Regions from separate parts of the Homo sapiens genome. Here region 1 is linked to region 2. Evidence: read pairs that join two places in POLR2A ChIA-PET (ENCODE). Cell type or tissue: K562. All regions are shown on one strand. Each heading gives the region's core, and the rest is flanking DNA. Links, peaks and the distances in the headings are about the cores only.

What was found. ChIA-PET counts read pairs that join two places held together with the same protein. Peaks named below come from ENCODE experiments on the same cell type or tissue, not always from the same donor. Only the 100,000 strongest peaks of a DNase experiment are listed, where the experiment ranks them.
Region 1: POLR2A ChIA-PET joins it to region 2 with 6 read pairs; 4 of 35 experiments call an interaction of 5 or more read pairs at or near these places.

The regions. Positions count from the first base shown.
Region 1 is chr15:63,419,500-63,431,998 of GRCh38, reverse strand. LINC02568 (long intergenic non-protein coding RNA 2568) reads right to left here. Exons shown (of 7, transcript NR_120375.1): 5 at 657-794. Among named protein-coding and RNA genes, the nearest start is that of LINC02568, 36 kb to the right of the region's middle. In K562, for the core only: no CTCF peak of the experiment used is centred there; no DNase peak of the experiment used is centred there.
Region 2 is chr15:63,357,310-63,369,808 of GRCh38, reverse strand. All of the region lies in intron 2 of CA12 (carbonic anhydrase 12), which reads left to right. Among named protein-coding and RNA genes, the nearest start is that of CA12, 18 kb to the left of the region's middle. In K562, for the core only: no CTCF peak of the experiment used is centred there; DNase peaks (open chromatin) are centred at 6,328 and 7,328.

The sequences.
Region 1 (12,499 bases), core at 2,327-10,326, 63 kb before region 2:
CATTTGTATAGAGGTAAATGTGATTCAGTGGAAAAAATGTGGGCTCCGGAGGCAGGAGACCCAGCCCCAGTCTCAGTGCTGCCACTTTCTGGGTGACCTGGGGCAAGCTGCTCATTATAGCTACTGCCGGTGCTTACTATGTGCCCGGCGCTTTATAAAAATGATTTATTCCCAGCACAATGATCATTCGCCAACTTACAGATGAGGAGACAAACTGAGTGCAGTTCTCCAGCTGGGAGATGCAGGGCTAGCATCTCGCGCATTCAGACGCGAGATGCCTGGACAGCCTCAACATCCATTCTTGTACCTTTGCAGTCTTCCCTCACCCCTGCAGGGAGGCCTGGGGAGAAAATGCACGTGAAGCACCTGGGACATTATAGTTGCTCAATACACATCAGTTTTTCTCTCATTTCCATGCTAGATATGGAAATGCAAAGAATACAGGCTGGTAGTTCCAGAGAAGATTCTTTCCATTCTCTCTCTCCCCCTGCTTCCTCCAATTATTTAATTCTCACCAGCATTACAGCCATTGAGAAATATCAGCTGGAAGGCAACTCCCCTAGCCCCTCATTCAGGACTCTGCTTTCTCGGGGTCTGTGGGAAGAGCGTTTTTGCTGACCTTACTTAGGACCAGCTCATATCCACTGAGTACTTACTATGCACCAGCTGCTGCAACCAGCACCTCGTGGGCATTTTCTCACTTCATCCTCAGAACAAGCCTGTGAGGCAGATGTGATTGACAGCTCCATTTCAGAGGTAAGCACACTGAGTCTTAAAGAGGGCCGGTCACTTTCCTGAGTCCACACAATTTGCCAGTAGCAAAGTCAGAATTAGAAATCAGATCTGCTTTATTCCTAAATTCTTCATGCCCCTTGGAAAATAGACATTTCTTTGGGCAAACTGGGATTTGCCCATCTGCTCCCAGCTGTCTCCTTTGCTCTCCTGAGAATGCAGTAAAACAAAACCAAGCCTAAAATAGGTTAAGTCTAAAATGAAGATTCCCAGGCATTTGGGAGTCCCCAGGGCTTTAAGTAAACAATCGTCATCAAAGGGAAAGCTTTGTGTGTTGCAGGGCAAAGACACACCCTCTGACTTAGTAATTGCACCCGTGGGGTTTCTGCTAAGGCTATATTTAACATAAAAACCTCCACAAGTATATTTATCAAAAAGTTATTTCAATATCTGAAATTTAGAAGCAATATAAATATCTCAAATAAGGAAATGGTTGGTGAACTACTGTGCATTGACAAGACAGAACATTATGTAACCATTAAAATTATGACTCTTTAGGCTGGGTGTGGTGGGTCACGCCTGTAATCCTAACACTTTGGGAGGTCAAGGCGGGAGGATCATGTGAGCCCAGGAGTTCGAGACCAGTCTGGGCAACATGATGAAACCTCATCTCTACAAAAAATACAAAAATTAGCCAGGCATGGCAGTGCATGCTTGTGGCCCCACCTACTTGGGAGGCTGAGGTGGGAGGATCACTTGAGCCTGGGAGATTGAGGCTGCAGAGAGCAGAGATTGTGCCAGTGCACTCCAGCCTGGGTGACAAAATGAGACCCTGTTTCAAAAAAAAGAAAAGATGATTATTTAGACTACATAGAAATGGAGAAACGTTTATGTACATATCATATATGATTAAGTGTAAACGGTATAAAATACATGTGTGATATGATTGCAACTTAGCAAAGAGTGTATGCATGTGAGCAAGGTCTGGAAAATGGATTAATGAAAATGAAAATAGTGGTGTTAGGTTGATAGAATTACAGGTGCTTTTCATTTTTCAATAAAGCAGTACCTGTTCATGTTAAAAACAATTCAAACAATAAAAAAGGTGTGATCATTAGAGAAATTCAAATCAAAACCACAATAAGATACCATCTCACACCAGTCAGAATGGCTATTATTAAAAAGTTAAATAACAGCTGGTGAGGTTGTGGAGGAAAGGAAATGCTTATACACTGTTGGTGGGAGTGTAAATTAGTTCAACCATTGTGGAAAGCAGTGTGGCGATTCCTCAAAGAGCTAAAAACAGAACTACCATTCAACCTAGCAATCCCGTTACTGGGTATATACCCAAAGGACTATAAGTCATTCTACCATAAAGACACATGTACATGTATGTTCACTGTAGCACTGTTGACAATAGCAAAGACGTGGAATTAACCTAAATGCCCATCAATGGCAGATTAGATAAAGAAAATGTGGTGCATATACACCATGGAATATTATGCAGCCATAAAAAGAATGAGATTACGTCCTTTGCAAGAACATGGAGGGAGCTGAAGACCATTATCTTTAGCAAATGAACACAGAATCAGAAAACCAAATACCGTGTGTTCTCATTTATAAGTGGGAGCTAAATGATAAGAACACATGGACACATAGAGGGGACCAACACACACTGGGGCCTATCAGAGGGTGGAGGATGGGAGGAGAGGGAGGATCAGAAAAAATAACTACTGGGTCCTAGGCCTAGTACCTGAGTGACAAAACAACCTGTACAACAAACCCCCATGACACAAGTTTACCTATGTAACAAACATGCACACGTACCCCTGAACCTAACATAAAAGTAAAAAAAAAAAAAAAAAGAGTGAAGTTGAAAGTATTTCAGCTCTCCAGTGGTAGCGCCTATCACATTTTCTTATACCCTTGTCATGAAAGAGTTTTTACATTTAAAAATATCCTTAATGCTATTTTTAGTTAAAAACAAAACAAGTCTTTTTTTTTTCACAATGGCCAATCCTCATGTCTTTCAGATCATTTGAATTTTTTAAATAAGATTTTACTTTGTTTATTATAATTATTTTTAAGTTCTCACTCTGCTGCCCAGGCTGGAGTGAAGTAGTGCAATCATAACTCACTGCAGCCTCAAACTCCTGGGCTCAAGTGATCCTCCCTCCTCAGCCTCCCAAGTAGCTGGGACTACAGGCATGTGCCACCATGCCAGGCTAATTTTTTAAAGTTTTTGTAGACATGGGGTCTCGCTGTTGCCCAGGCTGGTCTTCAACTCCTGGGCTCAAGTGATTCTCTCACTTTGGCCTCCCAAAGTGCTAGGATTACAGGTATGAGGCACTGAGTCTGGCCTGTTTATTACAATGTTTTATTTTTTTAAATTTTGGACATACAAAAAAAATTAGAATATAATATAATGGTCATATGTGTAACTTCTACCCAGCAAAAAATTTAAAACATTTAAGATGTAGTCAAGGCCTCCTCCTGATTCCTGATTCCATTCCATCCCTCCCTCTTTGTTGATACTATGACTCTCCTGAATTTACTGTTCATCGTATTTTTCTACTTTTGCTATATATATGTATGTGTGTGTGTATCTTTCTTAAAAATATTCTTGTTTTGCATGTTTTAAATTTTTCTCCAATTTATATAATACTGTTTAGATTCTTCTGAACCTTGTTTTTTTCACTCAATATTGTTTTGGTGAGATTCATCCATATTGACAAGTTTGGGCATGTTCAGGGTGGTATGGCCGCAGACAGATTCATCCATATTGATGCAAATAGCTAATTCATCATCACTGCTGTTTAATATTCCTTTCTGTGAATGTAGCAATCTCTGTTGGTGTCTTGCCTGCCTATATCCTCTGAGCACTCAGCATTTCTCTGGCTCCCACTGCCAGCACCCACACATCATTGTCCACGGGCTTTCTTGACTGTTGGAGCATGATCTGTTGCTACATGGAGCAGGCCCAAAAGCCTGGGATTTAACAGCCCCCAGGAATAGCCCTCACCAATGACTGATGGAAGTTGGTAGATAAATACCCCAGCTCCCTTGCTCCTTAGGGAGGATAACTCTGAGGCCTCACTCTACACTGCCTCCTAGAATTTCCCAGCAGGATTAAGCTGCTGTTCACTGCCCACAGTGGTAACTTCCTTGATAATCATCTCAGGCCAGGTTTTCCAGAAGCAGAAACTGAGCTGGAATTTGGGATGTAAGATGTTTATTAGGAATCAACACCTCCAAAAGGAAATGGGGGAACACAGGACTGGGCAGAAGGAGGAGGAGAACTGTGACGCTGGCCTGATAAAGCCTTGGCCAACCTGCAGGGAGCTGGGGAGCAAGTACAGTAGCACCCATTAGAGTGTCTCGTGGTGGACCCAAATGGCTGGGTCTTTATACCTCCGCCTTGCTCAGTCCCTGGCTGTGGGCTGTCCTGGAGTGGGCATGACCTTGGGTGAGGCTGCTGTCTATGGCTGAGGCAGACCCTGGGGGAGCTGACAGCTGGAGGCCCTCTGCCGATGCCAACCCCTGCAGCTTCCTGAAGGGGAATCTGGGCAGCACATCCATGTCTACCACAAGAACACAACTTGTGGCTTGTTGGCTTCTTCCTTAGTATCATATTTTGCTGTCAAACATTTGAGACCACGTCCCACATAAACTACTTGTATCTTTGTCTCAGAGTCTGTTTTTTAGAGAACTCAGACAATGATTAAATCTCAGTTTATCCATCCTCCTATCAATGTTTCCAATTCTGTGCTACTGCTAACTAAGTTGTAATGGACTTTCTTGTATAAGTCTCTTCGTGTACATGTGGGAGTTTTAAGGTCAATGTTTAGAGCAGAGTTCTTGGGTCAGAGGGTATGTATGTCTTCAATTTTGTTAGATGTTGTCAAGTTGCCCTCCAAATTAGTTGTCTTAAGTAACTTGAGTTATATAAACATTCAAAAGTTGCATGGGCCTAAAAGAATTACTGTTTCTCCCTGACTGTTCCTACCACAGAAGATTAGCATCATTGGGCATCTCTATTGTTTGCCAGAGAAAGGCATTCCATGGTCCCAGCTCTGTCATGCTGAGCATGCTTTCTGGAAGGTTAAGCTGTTACAGACTTGTGAGACTGGGTCAGTTTGAGAAAACAAACAAAATCACTTAAAAAAATACTAATAGTTTGTGTCATGATGTTGGCTACATAGACTAAGATGACATTGGTGTAGTAACTATCAAGAATCATATGTAATGGACCATTTTACAGACTGGATAATCCCTCCCACCCCAGACGTCTATGTCTAATCTCTGGAATCTCTTACGGGGCAAAAAGAACTTTGCACATGCCATTAGGCTAAGGAGATTGAGATGGAAAGTTACCTTGGATCATCCTGGTGGGCCCAGTGTAATCATAAGAGGGAGTAAGATGTGACATGACAGAAGCAGCGGTCAGAGAGACTAAGAGAGAGAGAGAGATTGATTTGAAGATGCTATGCTGCTGGCCTTGAAATAGAAGGGGCCACAAGCCAAGGAGTACAGGCAGCCTCTATAAACCTGGAAAAGGCAGGGAACAGATTCTTCCCTAGAGCCTCCAGAAGGAATGTAGCCCTGCTGACACCTTGATTTGGGGATAATACACTTGTGGTGTTTCAAGTCACTAAGTTTGTGGTATTTATTACAGCAGGAATTGGAAACTGATGCCCCAATAACCAGATAAAGAGCCACCCAAAAGGATTTGAGGGAATGGTACTCAGAGGGTACTCACAGAGAGCCTCAGAAAATGCCTCTTCCCAGCAGCCAGAGTGGAAAACCTCGTAATTCAGGCAGCATTTATTAGAGTACCAAGGAGTATCTTGCATTGGTAGGAGGGGGGAAAATTAACCCTAAATTAAATGCAGCTCTGACCTGGCCTAACAAAGTTTAAGAGTAAGACCTGAAATGATCACACTCTTTCCAAGTAACTTAATGGCATCCCAGAACAAAGCTTAAGAATATTTGTATGAATACAATACTATTCAATATCTAACAAAGTAAAATTGACAATATTTGGCATTCAAGCAAAAAGCACCAGGCATGCAAAAAAGCAGGAAAATTCAACCTAGAATGAAGAGAAAAGTCAATTAGTCAAAACTGACCCAGAAATAACACGGATGATAGAATTTGTATATAACACATTGTAAAAGTTATTATTACATATTCCATATTTCAAGAAGCTAGAGGAAAGACTGAACATGACAGAAAGACATGGACGATATCAAATAAACCTAAATTGAGCTGTTAGAGATGAAAACTACAATGTCTGAAATGAAAAATTGCACTCAATAGGACTAGTAACACAGTATACTTTGCAGAGGAGAATAACAAAGCATCAGTGAACTGTGGGATAACTTCAAGTGGCCTAATGTAAGTGGAATTGGAGAATGGAGTCCTTGAAATGGGGCTGGTATGCCAAAAATAATATTAGTCAAAAATGTTCTAAGTTTGAGGGAAACTGTAAACTCGCCGAACTGAGAAACTTAACAGACCCAAGCACAGAAACATGAAAAAAAACAACCCCAAGGCACATCACACTTAATCAAAAGCAGCTGAGAAAAAAGACACATTTATATACAGAGAAATGAAGGTAAGGATGACAGAAGATTTCTCATGAAAGCAGAGCAAGCTAGCAGACAGTGGAATGACATCTTTAATGTACTAAACAGAAAACAAAACAAAAAGCCCTGTCAAATGAGAGATCCACACTCAAAGAAAGTGTCTTTCAAAAACAGAGGTGAAATACTTTTTCAGATCTACAAAGGCTGAAAGAATAACCTCAGCAGCAGACTTAACTCTGCAAGAAATGTTATCGGAAGTCTCACAAGCAGAAGAAAAATGATACCAGATGGAAACATGGATCTACCTAAAGGATAAAGAGCACCAGAAATGACAACTATATAGACAATTTAAATACTTTTTTCTTCTTAGCTAAGTCTCTTTAAAAGATAATTGACTGTTGCCGGGCACGGTGGCTCACGCCTGTAATCCCAGCACTTTGGGAGGCTGAGGCGGGTGGATCACAAGGTCAGGAGGTCAAGACCAGCCTGGCCAACATGGTGAAACCCCGTCACTACTAAAAATACAAAAATTAGCCAGGCGCAGTGGCGGGTGGCTATAATCCCAGATACTCGGGAGGCTGAGGCAGGAGAATCACTTGAACCCAGGAGACAGAGGTTGCAGTGAGCCGAAATCATGCCACTGCACTCTAGCCTGGGTGACAGAGCAAGACTCTGTCTCAAAAAAAAAAAAAAAAAAGATAATTGACTGTTTAAAGCAAAAATAATTTAATAATTATGTAGAGGTACATCTATAACAACAATACTACAAAGGCCCGGAGGGGAGAGATAGAAATATACTGTAGTAAGTTTCTTTTCTTTCTTTCTTTTTTTTGAGACAGGGTCTTAACTGTCACCCAGGCTGGAGTGCAGTGGTGTGATCACCACTCACTGCAGCCTGAACCTCCCAGGCTCAAGTGATTCTCCTAACTCAGCCTCCTGAGTAGCTGAGACTAGAGGCATGCGCCACCACGCCCAGCTAATTTTTGTATTTTTTGTAAAGATGGGGTTACATATTACCCAGGCTGGTCTCGAACTCCTGAGCTCAAGCGATACACCCGCCTTGGCCTCCCAAAGTGTTGGGATTACAGGCATGAGCCACCGTGACAGGCCTTGTTGTAAGACTCTTATATATGAAGTGATATGATATAACTTAAAGGTAAGCAATAAGTTAAAGGTGCATACTATAAATCCGAACACAACCACTAAAATAGCAAGCAAACAGTTATAGCTAATAAGTCAACAAAGAAGATAAAAATAGAGTCATGAAAAATACCCAATTACTTAAAAAAAACAAGAACAAGAGGGAAATGTGAGTAAAAAATAGATGGGAGAAATAGAAAACACATAGCATGTGTTATAATCATGATAAATGTTATAGTGTTTATAATAACCATGTGAATAATCATGATAAATGTAAACAGGCTAAATATTGAAACTAAAGCAGGGACTGCCATGTTGGATAAGAAAAAGCAAGACTCAGCTATGTGCTCTGTGTAAGAAACCCACTTTAGGCCAGGCACAGTGGCTCAGGCCTGTAATCCCAGCACTTTGGGAGGCCGAGGTGGGTGGATCACTTCAGGTCAGGAGTTTGAAACCAGCCTGGCCAACATGGTGAAACCCTGTCTCTACTAAAAGTACAAAAAAAAAAAAAAAAAAAAAAGCACTAGCTGGGTGTGGTGTTGGACACCTGTAGTCCCAGCTACTCAGGAGGCTAAGGCAGGAGAACTGTCTGAACCCAGGTGGTGGAGGCTGCAGTGAATCAAGATCAGGCCACTGCACTCCAGCCTGGGTGGCAGAGTGAAACTCCATCTCCAGAAAAAAAAAAAAAAAAAAAAGAAGGAAAATAACTCAGTTTAAATATAAATAAATACATAAATAGCTTAAAGGTGAAAGGATGGGAAAAGATATGTCATGTTAACACTTGTCAAAACAAAACTAATGTGGTTATATCAATACCAGACAAAATAGATTTCAGAACAAAGAATATTACTAGAGATAAAGAAGATAATTTCATAATGATAAAGGGGTCAATTCATCAAGATGACATAATCTTAATGATTTATATACCTCAAAACAGCTTCAAAATACATGAAGCAAAAACTCACAGAACTGCAAGGAGTTATAGTCAGATCCACAATTATAGTTTGAGATTATAGAACCTTTCTCTTGATAACTGAGAAGAAAAAGAAAATCAGACCAAGTGGTTCAGTTCAACGGGAATGGAAAGTGCAAGAAAGGAGTGATGGAAAATGAGTTAACTATCCTGGAGGGCCAGATAGCAGGCCAAAACATAAAAACAGAGATGAACTCAGTAACTCTGGGGGCCAAGCGGGCGGGCGTGTTTAGTGAACACAAAGCTCTCCTATTACTATCCATAATTAGGACAAATAATTTCCAGTTTCCATAGTCTCAGTTATCCTTTTTATTTTTGTATAAACGATCTACAAGTGTGCACCAGAAATATTGTTGCCCTTTAATCACACAGAACTGGTCTGAAGCAGAATCCTTTGAATTGTATAAAGTCAAGCTGAGAGAATAGTCTGTGACAGACAGGGGACGCATTTTAGTGCAGTGTTAGATCCATCTCTGAGTGAAGCAAGCATAGAAGGCGGAAACAAGGAAATGATGTAAGCCACCATAAATTAAAGGATAGTGAAGAACGAACAGAGGTCCTGAGTAGATAGTCCATCCGTCTAATCATCATCTACCCATCATCCATCCATCCTTCCATCCATCCATCCTCCATCCATCTACTTATTTAAGAAATAATTATTAATACCTCGGTGGAGGAAAGTTCATCTGTATCCTCCTGACTCTTAGTCCTATTCAGGAATAACTGAGACCTCATACCTAGTTTGCCTTTAGGAAAATTACCGTCAAGGCACACACAGATTGTACCTTGGGCGGTGCTCTGGCAATAACAGATATCCTGTTGTGTGAACAATGGTCTATCCTGTCAACTCAAGCCATTTAATTTAATTTTAACTTTAATTTTTTCATTGAGACGGAGTCTCTGTTGCTGAGGCTGGAGTGCAGTAGCGCGATCTCGGTTCACTGCAACCTCTGCCTCCCTCCTGCGTTTAAGCGATTCTCCTGCCTCAGCCTCCTGAGTAGCTGGGATTGCAGGCTCCTGCCACCATGCCCGGCTAATTTTTGTATTTTTAGTAAAGACGAGGTTTCACCATGTTGGCCAGGCTGGTCTCGAAGTCATGACCTCAAGTGATCTGCCCACCTCGGCCTCCCAAAGTGCTGGGATTACAGGTGTAAGCCACCACGTCTGGCTTCAAGCCATTTTAAATCAGGCCCCCAAAACACTGGGTTGTCAGGAATTAGGGTAGAATGAGAGACATACTTAGATCAAATTGTGTTGAAGGAAGAGGGAGCCATTTAGACAAGAGACCCTTCTTCAAGAAGGGATACAGAGATGGATGGGAGTGGAAGTTCACGTCTCTCCCTCTATGTCTTCCATTCCTCCCCTGATTCTGCCTCTTCTACCCCCAACCCAAGAGCATGATTTGGTCCTTAAGAGCCAACCAGCCTCTTAGTTGACAGATGTGTGAACCTCTCTTAGAAATGCTGGAATAAACCCCACTCAAAAAGAAATCTGGAGTCTGGAAGAGAGGATCAGGTTTGGAGTCTACATGCGCCTAGATTCAAGTGCCAGCTCTAACACTTAGAAGTTGTATAATCTTTTTTTTTGAGACAGTTTCACTCAGTAGCCCAGGCTGGAGTGCCATGGCACGATCTTGGCTCACTGCAAACTTCACCTCCTGCATTCAAGTGATTCTCATGCCTCAGGCTCCTGAGGGGCAGGGATTACATGCTTGTGCTACCATACCCAGCTAATTTTTGTATTTTTAGTAGTGATGGGGTTTCACCATGTCGGCCAGGCTGGTCTCGAACATCTGACCTCAGATGATCTGCCCTCCTCCACCTCCCAAAGTGCTGGGATTATAGGTGTGAGCCACTATGCCTGTCCTCAAAGTTGTATAATCTTGATTAAGTCATTGAACTTCTCTAGGTCTTGGTTTTCTCATCTGTAAAATGGGGATACTAACCTTATACAGGTGGTTGAGAGGATTAAACCAAATAACAGGTGTGGGTATAATATTTCCCAAGCTATAACCTTGAGTATCCCCCAAATATCGAATTTTGTTTTTCTGTAATTTAAACAATATCTTGAGCTCCCATTTTAACTACTGATTAAATATAAACAACAATAACAAAATAGTCAATTCTAAGCAAATTCAGACACTTAAATGTGTTTCTTGGTCATTTTAGTTTTAAGCTTGCTCAAGTCAGTATTTTCTCCTTCTCTTTCTTCTCTCTGGGGAGTTCTCCTCTGTCCTGGGGTTGCTCAAGTGTTAGCTCCGTAGTGGAGAGAGACACCTGCCCTTGTTTATTTCCTGAAACTTAATTCATCTTGACTAGCCTTTGGTCCAGAATTTGCTGGCATCTTTTGGGACATCCACACACCTCCCTTACCTGTTACCAGGTCTGCACAAGTCCCTCTATACTCTTTTTGTCCTTCTTAGAGCCTCAGAGACCCTCCTAGGCCATTATCTTTAAAATGTTTTAAATTTACCTTAAATAAACAACTAACAAACCCATATCATCCACCATGACAAGGGTACAAAAAGGAAAACAAAATTCTCTCATCTGTCCTTGTCCCACAGCCCCCTACTTCTCCTCCCTAGGGGCAACCCTTTTTACCAGTTTCTTATGTGTCCCTTCAAAAATAATTTAAGCATATATATATATATGCTTGTAATGCATATATAGTCAATGCATTATATGTATTATATATATTATGCTTGTAAATGCATATATATTATGCTTGTAAATGCATATATATTAAAAATCATCTATCATTGATCTAAGTTCACTATGGACTTTAACTCGTACACACACACATACATATATATAACCTTGTTAACTGCCTTAGAAAACAAAGCCTAAGGCAAAGTTTCTGTGCTAACACTTTATGGAGGGACAATCTCAGAGCACAGCATGAGTCAGCGGAAAATGGAAGTGAGATGGTGTACTAATTTCCAAGTGCTGCCATAACAAAGTACTGCTAATACATACGGGATGGCTTAAAACAACAGAAAGGTATTCTCCCACAGTTCTGGAGGCTAGAAATATGAAGGCAAGCTGCCGGCAGGGCCATGCTTCCTTGGAAGCTTCTAGGAGGAGGATCCTTCCTTGTCTCTTCCAGTTTCTGGTAGCCCCAGATGTTCTTTGGCTTGTGGTGGTGTAATGCCCATCTCGGCCTCTGTTGTCACATAGCGTTCTCCCCTTGTGTCTGTGTCTGTGTGTCTCTCATCTTCTTATAACACCAGTCACCTTGGCTTAAGGACCCACCCAACTCCAGTATAACCTCGTCTTTTATTACATCTGCAATGATCCTATTTCCAAACAAGTTCACATTCTGAGGTACTGGGGGTTAGGACTTCAACATATGTTTGTGGGGGCACAATTCAACCCATAACAGGCAGGAAAGTAATCTCATGATGATGTTGCCAAGCTGGCTGAAGCTTCACAAGAAACACAAAGCATTTGGGTTCACATGGCAGATCTCCAGAGAGGCACATGGGGCCACTGTGCCTCAAAACAGTCTTTTTGGGATGTGAGGAAGAAACGAATTTATCTGCAGGATCTTATCCCCCATCTCTCATTGGTCAAAGTTCACCCACGGGGCTTCAACTCACTCATATTTTTAGATGGAGTTCCTGCCTCCTATGGACGGCCACTAGAGAAGCCAGATCCCGTGGCCCATGGCATAGCACTTCATCCAAGTCAGAAGTGTTGGGGGTGCCTGGGCCTCAGTGGGCCTGGGCGGGGTAGGTCCAGCGCTCAGGTGTAGAACCAGGAAGGGGCGGTAAAGCAAGAGCCTGTTGCAGGGTTGTTCCCAGGGCCAGCCTGCCTTACAATGGCCTCTGAGTCCCAAATCGTCTTCCTTCACATGGCTTGGACTCTTATTTTCTCTTAATTTATCTGTCAGAAACTGCAGAGAATTATCAGGCATCCATTAAGGGCTTAAAGGCAGACTCTGAAAAATTTGACTACGCCTGCGAGTATCAGCAACCATGTGGGAATCTTAACTTCCGGAGATTACTGTTCTCTTTTACAACTTTCAACTGATTTTTATTGAGCACCTACTAGGTGGCAGCCACTGT
Region 2 (12,499 bases), core at 2,955-10,954:
AGGAAGAAGCGGAAACTTTACAGACCCCAGAACCAGGCGACCTCCATGGAAATATCTGCTAGGCCACTTTCTGTCTGGTGCGCCTTAGGAAAGTAATGACCTCTCTGAGCCTTGGTTCCTTAGCTACAAGATGAGAATCATGGCATCTACACCAGTGGTTCTCAAAGTGTGGTCCCTGGGCCAGCAGCATTAGCATCACCTAAGCCAAATGCAAATTCTCAGCCCATCCCAGGCCTACCTCCTAACCAGAAACTCTGGGGGGCGGGGCCCAGAAATTTGTTTTAACAAGTCCTCCAGGTGATTCTGCTGCTCACTCAAGTTTGAGAATCCCAGCTGTGCTTCAGAGGGTTGTGGTAAGGATCAAATAAGATAACACATGGAGAGAGGCTCACACAGGGCCTAGCACATACAAAGCTAACTGTAGTTTCTTTCTCTTTGCCTCGCAGAGCTATGGTGCAGATTAAATGAACTAATATGGAGGGAAAGGCCTTGTAAACTCTACAGCACCAAACGCATGAGAGCTCTATTTTTGTTAGGAAGGGTTCTGCTTCTTCACACTTTTCTGAATTGTGAGTTTTTACAGCCAGGAAATACTCCTTTTATATTTTCAATAAACAAAGGGTATTTCCTTTTTGAGTAAGAAAGGAATTTAAAAAACACAAGGACTGCAAGCTCTCGTCCCAAGGGCCTCACAGGCCAGAATGTCCTTTCTAGCCTGGTTCTTCAGACCAAGGTGAAGTCAGGTCTCATCTCCCTGGTGCTTTCCTGGCATCCAGGAACCAGATATCTGGTTCCATAACCATGGCCTCCTCAGCCAAGCCCCTGAAGTCTCCCAGAGAGCAGGCAAATAGGCAAATTCTCTGGTTCCCTGTCTAGCCCATGGGGGCTGAGCCTAGTTTGGGGTTCAGGAGTGGAGGCCTGAGCCTAGGAAGAAACTTGGGGCTGAGCTATTTGGGATTGACACCAGCCTAGCCTCATGCAGCGCCCTTTTCCCACTGGGGCAGCATCAAGCCTTGGAACCGCAGGTGCAGCGGGCTGGCAGGTGAGGAGGAAGGACGAGCTGTGGGGCTGTCCTGCCAGGGCCTTTCAGGCCTCTGGCTGTGCTCCGACTTGACCATTCTGCTACCTGCTGGTCTTGAGCCCCGGGCATTCAGGTGAGGGCAGGGCATGGCTTCTGCAAGAGCTGGCCAGAGCTTTTGGCAACGCATCCCCTTAAGAAGAGGAGCCAGTGTGCTGCCCTGTGAACCTGCTCAAAATAAATCTTTCAAGTAAAAAGGCTGAATTCAAAGCATGAGTGGGAAGGTGGCTGCGGGCAGGAGGGAGGAAGTCCTGGTTCTCCTTGAGGAAGAGAATAGGTCAGAGAATGTTTCCTCGGGATCCTGCAGTCTTAGAAGGAGCAGGGGCCTCCTTCCTGGCCTGTTACTCTCTTCCTTCGCAGGGGCAACTGCTGGGCGAAGGGTGCAGGCACCACGGTGGAGCGCAGGCACCATGGCCAGTCTCTTCCAGGGGCCACACCACCAGGCCAAGAAAGAGAGATAGCACCTGCTACAGTCAAAGGTCCTATTTTATTGGTCCTAAGATGTCCACTTTCCCCACATTTTAGCATCTCTGAAATTGGGATATATCTTGTTATCAGTTGCATTGAGAAGCAATGAAATAGGATAGCTATTCCACGAATACAGAGAAGCACCATGTTAGATGCTAAGAACACACAGAAAGGGGCTGAAACGATTAATTTCAACAATACTGAAAACAGTGGAGGCAAAACGGTATAAAAATAACGGCCATTATGCACCTGGTCTGACACAGCACGTAAGTATGATGGGGAATCATGTGAGATCTTGAACTATAGCTTTTTCCAACTTGCAGTTAATTCACAGTTCACGTATACTTTTTGGTGATGTTGGGTCGTTCTCACAAGTATGTAAAAACAAAGTAATTTAGGCACTAGTTTTTTTAGTTTATGTAAGTATTCATTTAAGGAGAAAACTTTCCAATTACCTGACAAGCGTTCAATTTATGCCAACCAGGAAGAAACAAATACTAGCTGCCACCTCCTTGAGTCTATAAACATTGACTCAGAGCTGGTGTAACTCCAAATACGTAGATCACTTAGCTCATTTTAACTTTTAAACAATTTTGCAATTATTAACTCGTGACTAGGTCAGCTATGGTGTGAAATGGATGCAACCCATCCAGTTCTCAGAAAGATACCTGCAGATTCAGGGCAAGTGGCACATGCTGCCCCCTCCTTCTAGGACACAGGGCTCTGCAAAGTCTCCTAGGTAATGATGACAGTGAGATTTCCTTATGTAAGGTCATGCTGGCATTGGCAAGTGGGGCCTGGTGCCTTCCCAGGGTGGCTCCTCATTGGCACACCACTTTTCTGGAAACTCTATCAGAAATGGAGAAAGGAGAAAAGATGGAACTCTCAATGTCGTGGAAGAAAGTTTTGAAGCAAGTATGAGGCAGTGTTTACTGTTGACTCTTTTGGCTTTGGTCACCAGGAAGCCCAGAGGAAAATTGATGTCTCCAACTTGAGCAAATGTCTATTCTTCTATGACCTGCAAATCTAAAGAAGCCATGCTGGCTGGGTGCGGTGGCTCACAGCTGTAATCCCAGCACCTTGGGAGGCCGAGGCGGGTGGATCACTTGAGGTCAGGAGTTTGAGACCAGCCTGGCCAACATGGTGAAACCCTATCTCTACTAAAAATACAAAAATTAGCCAGGCATTGTGGCATGTGCGGTAGTCTCAGCTACTTGGGAAGCTGAGGCAGGAGAATCGCTGGAACCTAGGAGGCAGAGGCTGCAGTGAGCCAAGATCATACCACTGCACTCCAGTCTGGGCGACAAAGCAAGAGTCCATCTCAAAAAATAAAATAAAATAAATAAATAAGCCACCTTAGTGTTACCCTTCTAGCTTGGGGATCTTATTTCCTGATCCTGAGCCAAAACCTTGTAACAGATTTCTGGATTTTCATCTAGAAAGAGCCTTAGTCTAGTGGTACCCTACATTTTCACCACTGTTTTATTCTGCCTTCCCCCACCACATGGGTACCATGATTTAAACAGTTTTTAAACATATTTATATAGTAATGAAGTAGTTTAAAATTTCCCACTTGTTATTAATCAAAGGCAGATGTAAAAACCAACCAAAGTTTTCAACTTGCCTGAGATAAATGGTTCACATTCATTCCACAAATATTCACTGAGTGAAGACTAAGTGCCAAATATTGGACTAAAGAAACGGATAAGTATTGGTACTCAGGAAATGGTTGACAAGGCTTGGTCCCTACCATTATGAGACTAAGAATCTGGAGGACAGAGCAATTAAGCGGGGCCTTACAGTACAGAGGAGAGAGACCTCACTCAGTATTTTGGAGGAAAGGATTAAAGAAGGCTTCCTGGGGGAGGTGATGTCCAAGATGAGACCTGAAGGACACATAAGAGCAAGCCAGGCAAAGGGCAGGGGATGGAGGGCCTCTGGGACAAAGGGACAGCCTGTGCAAAGAAGGAAGCTGCTATGTTCTGGAGATTCCTGAGGACCTCAGTGATGAGGGAAGGGGCTTGGGGCCAGAGTGTGAAGAGCTGAGCCAGGCCAAAGAGCCAGGACCTCGTTCTAGACACAGCAGGGAACTGCAGGACATGCTTTTTTTTTTTTTTTTTTTTTGAGATAGTCTCGCTCTGTCACCCAGGCTGGAGTGCAGGGGTGCAATCTCAGTTCACTGCAACCACTGCCTCCCAGTTTCCAGCAATTCTCATGCCTCAGCCTCCCAAGTAGCTGGGACTACAGGCACACGCCATCACGCCCAGCTAATTTTTTGTATTTTTAGTAGAGATGGGGGTGTCACCATGTTGGCCAGGCTGGTCTCAAACTCCTGACCTCAAGTGATCTCCCCGCCTTGCCCTCCCAAAGTGCTGAGATTATAGTCATGAGCCACTGGACCTGGCCCACTGCTGGACCTTCTAAGTAGAACACTGACAAACTGGGATTAGCATTTTAGGAGAATCATCCCAGCTGCAGGGTGGAGAATGGATTGAGTGTGAAACCCCAGAGGAAGGGAGACCAGAGGGATGTAGGGGAAAGGGAGAGGATCTGGACCAAGGGAGGAGAAATGGGGGTCCTGACCTTTTGATATAATTGGGCCAGAAATGTAGATACCCAACATTGCAATTGCCTGGAGCAGCCTGATTGTGGCTGAAAGCCCGTCTCTGCTGGGCTTCACAAAGTATTCAAATAGGTGCCCAGACAGCCGTTATTGCTTAGGTGGGCCCCAGGCAGGGGAGGGGAAGCTCATGTCACCAAACCCTGCCCCTGTTTACAACTGAAGCCAGGAAAGCTCAAAACTGTCAGGTGGCTCCAGCAGCCTGAGGAGCAGAGTCAGAACTTGGGCCTCTTAACTCCCTCCCGGTGCTCTTTCCCAGTCCATTGGTGGATGCTCGTTTTATGCCAGGCACTGTGTGCCCTGCACTACACCTCATGCCGTTGAGGAAATGCAGGGATTTTTTTTGAAGAGTAAATAGTGTAGATTTGCCAGGAATTATGCCAAGTTCACTTGCTTTTCTTCCCCCCATCAGGATCAAAGGCTTAGCAGTTAAAGAAAACACAATAGACTTAATACCTATTGACATAAATAAATATTTTACACTGTTCGTTGTGACATGCTCATGGGAAATGTGGATCAAAGACCAGTGTGTCCGGATGAGGTGGCTTATGCCTGTAATCCCAGAACTCTGGGAGGCTGAGGTGGGAGGATCACTTGAGTCTAGGAGGTTGAGGCTGCAGTGAACTGTGATTGTGCCACTGCACTCAGCCCCAGCAACAGAGAGAGACCCTGTCGCAACACAAACAAACAAACACACACACACCAGTGCAGTTGCTAGGAAGACAAAATAGAATCCAGTCATTGCTGTCAGCAGCACAGGGCTGAAAGAGGTGCAGGAGTTCCTCCAGGAACAATCTTGAAACAGTGCCCTCAGGAACACATCTTTGGAAGAGGTTGGGCAGTGGAGGGAGTGCGGTGATTAGCACTGGACAGGACCACATTGGAAGAGGGAACACAGAGGACAGGCCATGCACAGTGAAGAGGCATATGCCAGAAATGTGCCTGGACGATGGGCCAGGGCTGCAGGGCCTGGGCAGCAAGCCGTGATTCAGTGAGCAGATATCATATGAGAACGGCACACTGCGAGGCAAGAGCCCAGGCTGCAAAGACTGATTGAAGAGGAGCGCCCACATCCCCCAATCTGTGTTCATCTGCGTATTTGTGTTTTTAGATGTGTCTGTACTCACACATACTCCCAGCTGCATCTCCTGTACAGTTTAACTGGGACCCAGCCTCTCAGCTGGTTTCTGAGTTACTCACATGTGCATTTATAGCTCCCTGCTTGGAACCGTGCTTAGGTGAAATCTTAAAGAGACTCCTTGTGGCAGTTTCCTAAGAGTCCCACTGTTTTTTTTTTTTTTTTTTTTTTTCTAGTGACGGGGTTTCACTGTTTCACTGTGTTGCCCAGGTGGGTCTCAAACTCCTGGGCTCAAGTGATCTACCTGCCTTGGCCTCCCAAAGTGCTCTAAGATTGTGAGCCATCGCACCTAGCCAAGTCTCCTCACCGCCCCCCCACTTTTTTTTTGAGACAGAGTTTTACTCTTGTTGCCCAGGCTGGCACGATCTCTGCTCACTGCAACCTCCGCCTCCAGGGTTCAAGCGATTCTCCTACCTTAGCCTCCTGAGTACCTGGGATTACAGGCATGCGCCACCACGCCCGGCTAATTTTGTATTTTTAGTAGAGATGGGGTTTCTCCATGTTGGTCAGGCTGGTCTCGAACTCCCGACCTCAGGTGATCCGCCCTCCTCGGCCTCCCAAAGTGCCAGGATTACAGGCGTGAGCCACCGCATCCGGCCAAGTCTCCCACTCTTGATAAGCCTTTTAGTGGAATGCTTAACTTGTACATCAGCAAGGATGAAGCAGGGAGCGACCCATCCCTTGGTCAGACTGCATCTGCACAGATGCCCTGTCAGAAAACTTGTTATGCCCTGGTAAAAAGTTAAGAATTATAGGCATCAACTGTTTCCTGCCACATAACTGTCCCATGATGGCATGGGTACTTCTTGGGTTAATAATCAGGTGTTGGCTTTCCTGCAAAGGCTGATTATCACTTGTCAAATTATCACTGCTGAATTGTTTAATCAATGGTGGCTTTTGAGCTTGAGCCTGCTGCATGCACAGCAGTGTTCTAGGACTTCCAAGAGGAACAGAGGGTGACCAAGGAGCCATTTTTACCCTCAAGAAGAGTTATCTAGAAGGAGGGTGTGTCTGCACAGCTTAGGGGTCAGCGTCTCCACAGCAGCTGCATAGGCAGATAGATGCACATAGCCTGGCCCAGGGGAGGTGCTCAGGAAACACTTGTTGATGATTGAGGAAAGAATGGGTTATTTCTCTATTAATTTTTGGCTCTGGGACTCAGGGAAGGCACCAGAGAGAAGGTGACATTGATCTGGGATGGTCGGATTTCAGAGGTGAAACTGGCCTGAAAGGAAATGCCACATCACCATGTGCATCTCATTAGAAGTAAAAGGAGACATGTAGGAAACCTTAGATTTGTTTTTGGTGAAGTGAAAGAGAGAAGTTGCTCTAAAAGGTTGGAAACCAGCCCCTAAGAAAAAAAGAAAGAACTGAGACAAATCAACTCAGGAGGGCCTGGGACCCAGCGTGCGTAAGAGTCTACCTTGTCTAGACATGGCTCTTACGCAGTGATTCCTCACAGCACAGCACCCGGTGAGATAGGTACTGCCACTTCCATTTTGTAAGTGAAGCCCAGAGAAGCAAAGAAATGTGCCCTAGGTCACATAGCTAGTCGGTGGCAGAGCTGTGATTGGCAGGTTGGTCGAATGCCTCCAAAGCCCTCGACCTTCCCACTATACTTCACGCATCTCTAGAGAAGAGACAGAAGTAGCCAGGATGAAGGTCTTCAGGTTTAAGAAGAACTATGAAAAAGCAAAAGATTTTTGTTTTCGTGGTTTTTTTACTATAAAGGAAAACTTTAAATAATAGCAAGAGTGCTATAGGTAAGATATCAGAAAGAACATCCTTATTGTGAAAGCTGTTACGTGAAACATTGAGCCAGCATCAGGTCAACGTCCAGCGGCCAATCTTCACTTTAGTTCAGGCTTCATCCTGGGGAACTTCAGGAAGTTTCTGTCTTTTATCAGATCCCCTCTTTGGGTAATTTCCAGACTCCCCAGGGATTGTTCACAAAGTCACAAATGGCTAGTTCTCCACTCCCTCCAGCTCTGGACCATTGCCCAGGGCTTATCTGCTGGTCACGTCTCACCACCTCATAGCCGTTGCTACTGCCTGGGCTCTGGTCCCTCCAAAGAGCATTGAGAAGCTGCTGTCGTGGAAGATGTGAACTGTCATGGTTCAGAGCTCAGGCTTGCTACTCACTGGCAGTGTGACTTTGGTCATATTAGTCAATCCTTCTGTGCCTGGGTTCCTTTGTCTATTAAAAGGAACACAGTGTCTATATCATAGCATTGTTATTCAGATTGCAGTAATTAACACATGTTAAGCTTACAGAATGGCAGTTGACAAACTGTGGCCCATGGGTCAAGTCCAGCCCAACACCTGTTTTATAAATAAATTTCTTTGGAACACAGCTACATTCATTTGTTTGCATATTCTCTGTGACTGCTTTTGGGCTACAATAGCAGAGCTGGTAGTGACAGAAACCACAGGGCCCGCAAAGCTTCAAAAACTTACTCTCTGGCCTTTTGCAGAAAAAGTTAGCCAACCCCTGATATAGAATGATGCCTGGCACATAGAAAGTGCTCATTAAATGGTAGCTTAAACAAAGAAAAGGGAAAGAAGCCTCACTAGTTCTTGAGTTTAACAAAATTTGAATGAGGTCCTATGATGAATGCTTAGACAATGACAACCTAAAAGGAACATCTAACACAGCTGTTTGTGTGATCAGTGCTCCCTGAGGGTGGTGATCTCTTCCTGCCTCCTCAATGCCAGGAGGTGCTGCCATCATGCTGTGTCCCATGGACTGGAGTCCCTCCTGACTGTGTTCTCCCACCACTCTTTCCTGCCCCAGAGAACGACTGACAGGGAGAGCAGCCAACTCCATCAAGATCAACCTCCGCTGTGGGGCATGCTCTGGTTCCTCTTTCCTCACGGCCCTGAGGGGACAATTACAATAGTCCAGTCTCGACCTTCCAGTCTCTTCCCTGTGGATATTTTGGGCAGGATAACTCTCTGTTGTGCAGGACTGTCCTGCACATTGCAGGATCCTTAGCAGATTCCCTGGCCTCTGCCCACTAGATGCTAGTAGCACCCCCCCAAGTTGTGACAGCTGAAAATGTCTTCAGACATTGCCAATGTCCCCTGAAGGGCAAAATCGCCCCAGTTGAAAATCACTGGCTTAGTCTAAAATAACATCACAGGTGGGGCAACAGCAACCCGGTCTAGGATGGCTTAACTTCATCCTTTGAAAAACAGTGTTCTTTGCAAAGGCACAAACTGCTAAAGATGCCTCCAGTTTGTATTATTGTATCATTAAACAGAGCATCTCACCTCGAAGCAGCAGCATCTGGACTGCTCCGTTGGGGGCTACACTTCCACTGGGCAGCTCCCTGCCTCACATCTGTGTAGGTAAGAGGGTCTATCAAAGAGCTACCTTCCACAGCCCAGAGACGGCCTGCCCCAGAGTGTGGAAGATGCTTATGAATCCCCCCACCCCTGGCCCCATGCTAGCTTTCCAGCTTCACTGTATTTACATCCGATGCCACCTCAAGTGTCAGGAAGAAACTGTTGACAGCTTTAAAATAATAGTTTATTCACCGATTCGCTTATTCTCCCCTCCAGTCTTTAATGAATCCCTTTGTGGGCTGGTCACAGGGAACCAGAGACAGAGCCCTTACCTTCAATGGGCTGGTAGGTGAGGGGGAGGTAGACATATAAGCAGGTAATTACAATGAAGCACACTAAGTGCTATGATGACGTGTGCTGGTGTTGTGGAACACAGAGGGGACAAATAACCTCAATTCGGGGGCATGTGCGTCTGTCAGCAAAGGCTTGCCTGAGGAGCTAATTCTGGAAACACACAGGAGTTAGCAGGGCAAGGAGAATATGTGAGTATTTATGTGCATGGGTGGTGAGTGTTTTAGGGATGAGGATGGCATCCCATTGCAGGCAACAGAGGCCCTAAAAAGCAGGCGAGAGCACGTGGCACAATTAGAGACTCAGTAGCCTAATGTTTGAGGGGTAGTGTTGGGAGACAGTTCTCCATGGGTCTTTCATGTTTCAGCATATCTGTGAACAGAGACACTAGACAGGTTTTGTTCCAGACTTGCTTTTAAAGGACGTTTATGTAACAAACAGTCTTAGATGATAGTGACAATATCTCCCTGCAGGGCAAAGAGTGATTTATTTGCTGTCAGCATAATAAAGATCACGTCTCCTTTCAGAGGTAAATGTTGGACAGGTTTGCTAGCCGCCCCCTTTAAAAGAATGAGGTTTCCCAAGCCTTGAGTTCCTCAGCCAATGATGCTGAGCAGTTTGCATATGCCAGTGTCACTTGGTCCACATATCATTCTGTGGAACTGGGGCTGGGGAAACAGGTGCAAACGTTACTCTGGCTACTGCTGTGAGTATTAAACTGTCCCTTGTCTCTGACCCAGGCATCTCATGTCTTCTGCCGATATCCATGAAACTGGCAGACTAACTTGTTAACTTGCAAGCAGGATAAAAGCTCTGACCCTCCACACTTTTGGACAGGTGATGAGTGGGGAAAGCAAAGCCTGGAGAAGTGAGTGGGATTGTGAAGGTCTTGTGTGCTACATGACAGAGCTTGATATTTATCTCAAGGAGCCACTGAAGAACTTTCAGCAGAGAACTGTCTGGATCTGGTGTGCACTGTTGTGGAGAGTGGAGAGCTGGAGGGTGAGCCTGGAGAAACACGGCCAATGAGGGGTACAGCTGTGGGGCAAGTGGTCTGAACAAGGGCTGTGCCAGTTGGGAGAGTGGCGGTCAAGTTTAAAACAAACTTCATACTATCCTTGATAGCATTTTTTTTCTGATCCAGGATTCAATCCAGATAGCATTTATCTGTGGTATCTCTTTAGACCTTTTATGCCCTTGACATTTCTGAAGCATGTAGAACGGACCTTGTAGCATATAGCATATAGATCTTAGAGAATGTCCCTCGATTTTTATTTGTCTGAGGGTTTCTCATGACGGGAGTGAGGTTGCATGTGTATATATATTTGTGTGTGTGTATGTGTGTGTGTGTGTACATATATATGGTTAGGGTTAAGGTACATATACACAGTAGAGGGTGTGAGAGAAAGCAAGTGTGCAAAATGTTAACAACTGGTGATTCTAGGTGATGGCTGGAAGTGAGGGTTGAAGGAGAGGAGAGGAACGAGTCAGTTGTGATCGCCAGGCATTTGGTGTGGTGGCTGGTATTACCAGCTGACATAGAGGGTTGGGGGGAGCTTTGGAGGGAGGAAGGGGGAGGAAAAGATGGTGAGTTTGGTTATTTTTAAAAATGATTTGCTAGCCTGAGTCCCCTTCCAGCCACATCTGGTTTTAGGATCCCATGGATTATCCAAAGGGGGTAGCCAGCAGGCAGGTGGTCTGGAGCTCAGAGGAAAACTGGGCAGGGGCAGAGCTGGTGTTGAAGCCATGGGAGGGGACAGCTTCACCCCAGGGGAGTGTGTCTGTAAGAAGGAGAAGGGGCCAACAACAAAACCACCGTGACAGCTGACATTGAGGGGCAAGTGGCCACAGAGATCTGAGAAAGGGCAGGGAAACGGGAGGACAATTCAACAAAGCAGTGTCCCCAGAAACAGAGGGTTCAGAAATCAGGAGTGGGGGGTTAGTGCCACCAGGGTCAAGGGCTGCATGAAGTGCGAGGGCCGAAGAGTCTGTGTGGACTCAGTGGGACATGGGCGTGGAAGAGCAGGGAGGTCTGAATGGGAAGTAAAGACACAGATGCGGGTATGCACACAGTTCTTTGAAGATGCTCGGCCGAGGAGACAAGAGTAATCAGGTCAGGGGCAAAAAGGGGTACTCGCCTGAGGAAGTAAACATTGGATGTCCACAGCTCAGAGTTAGTTCAAGGTCACATTCAAATTAGATACCCCGATTTCCCCCGGCCTGCTGTCTAAATGCCAAATCAAGTCATGGCTTCTCACCTACCGCTTCACACTCTTCACAAAGATGAGTGCTGGGAAGGCGGATGGGGAGAGGGAGCATTTTTTTGTCAGCCAGGGGAGACAGCTGTACCAGTGATGAAAAGCACCTGTGACATTTTCAAGTCTCTCTCTGCCAGGAAAGGAGCCTGTCACAAAAGCAGCCTCTGCCCACAGTATTCGCTCTCCCACTGGTTTCCCGTGAGTGCCGGGGAACATTGCTACATCACCCTGTGTGGAATATGGCTTTATGATCATGATCATTTGAAGTTTTCTCTTTTCACTCAAGAGCTTGTCACAAATAATAGCCTTGTTGACCCCAGGCCCTCATTTTCTGGAAACCAGGCTGTATTTTCTCCATCTTCCTTTCCTTCCAGCTGCCTTGCAGCACTCTGCACAGCTTATTTTCTAAAACTCAAACAGGAGAAACACCAACATTTTATTTCGGTCAATAACTATTTTACACAAGAGAATCCATAGCAATTTAACTAGAGTCAAATATTTAAACTACAATAAAATGCAGTCCTATGAATGAATAACCAAATTGTGATATATCCATAGAATGGGATATTATGCCATCATAAAAAGGCATGAAGGCCCTTTTTATTGCATAGGAAGGAATGCTACAACATGGATGAACCTTGGAAACATTATGCCAGATGAAAGAAGCCACCTGCAATTGACCACATATTGTATGATTCTGTTTATATGAACTATCCGGAAGAGGCAAATCCATGGAGGCAGAGAGCAGATTAGTGGTTGCCCGGTGCTGAGAGCAGGGAGAGTGGGAGGTGACTGCTTCACAGGTATGAGGTTTCCTTTGGAATATTGAAATGTTCTGGATCTAAGTAGGGGTAATGGTTGCACAACATCGTGAATATACTAAATTTTACTAATGGTAGTTTTATGCTCTATGTATTTTACCACAACAAAAAATTAATTTAAAAAAAAAAGAAAGAAAGAAAGCAACTTCACCCTGAGACCAGAGAGAAAAAGGCCCTGACTCTGCTCACAAGAACCACAAGGCCTTCAGTGTGATGAGGGTTTCACAGCAGCTCTTCCCTACTTTGGCTGCCCATGAGAATCATGTGAGCAGTTTTTTAAAGCACCTCCCACCTCAACACCAAGACCAATTAATCCTGATCTCAGGGACTGGGGCTGGGAGCAAAATCAGGAGCTCTTGGAGATTCCACTATGTAGCCATGGTTGAGAAATATGGCTCTGGGCTGGGGATTCTCCAAATGTGGTTCCTGGACCCAGCAGCAGCAGCATCACCTGGGAATGTGTTAGAAATGCAGATG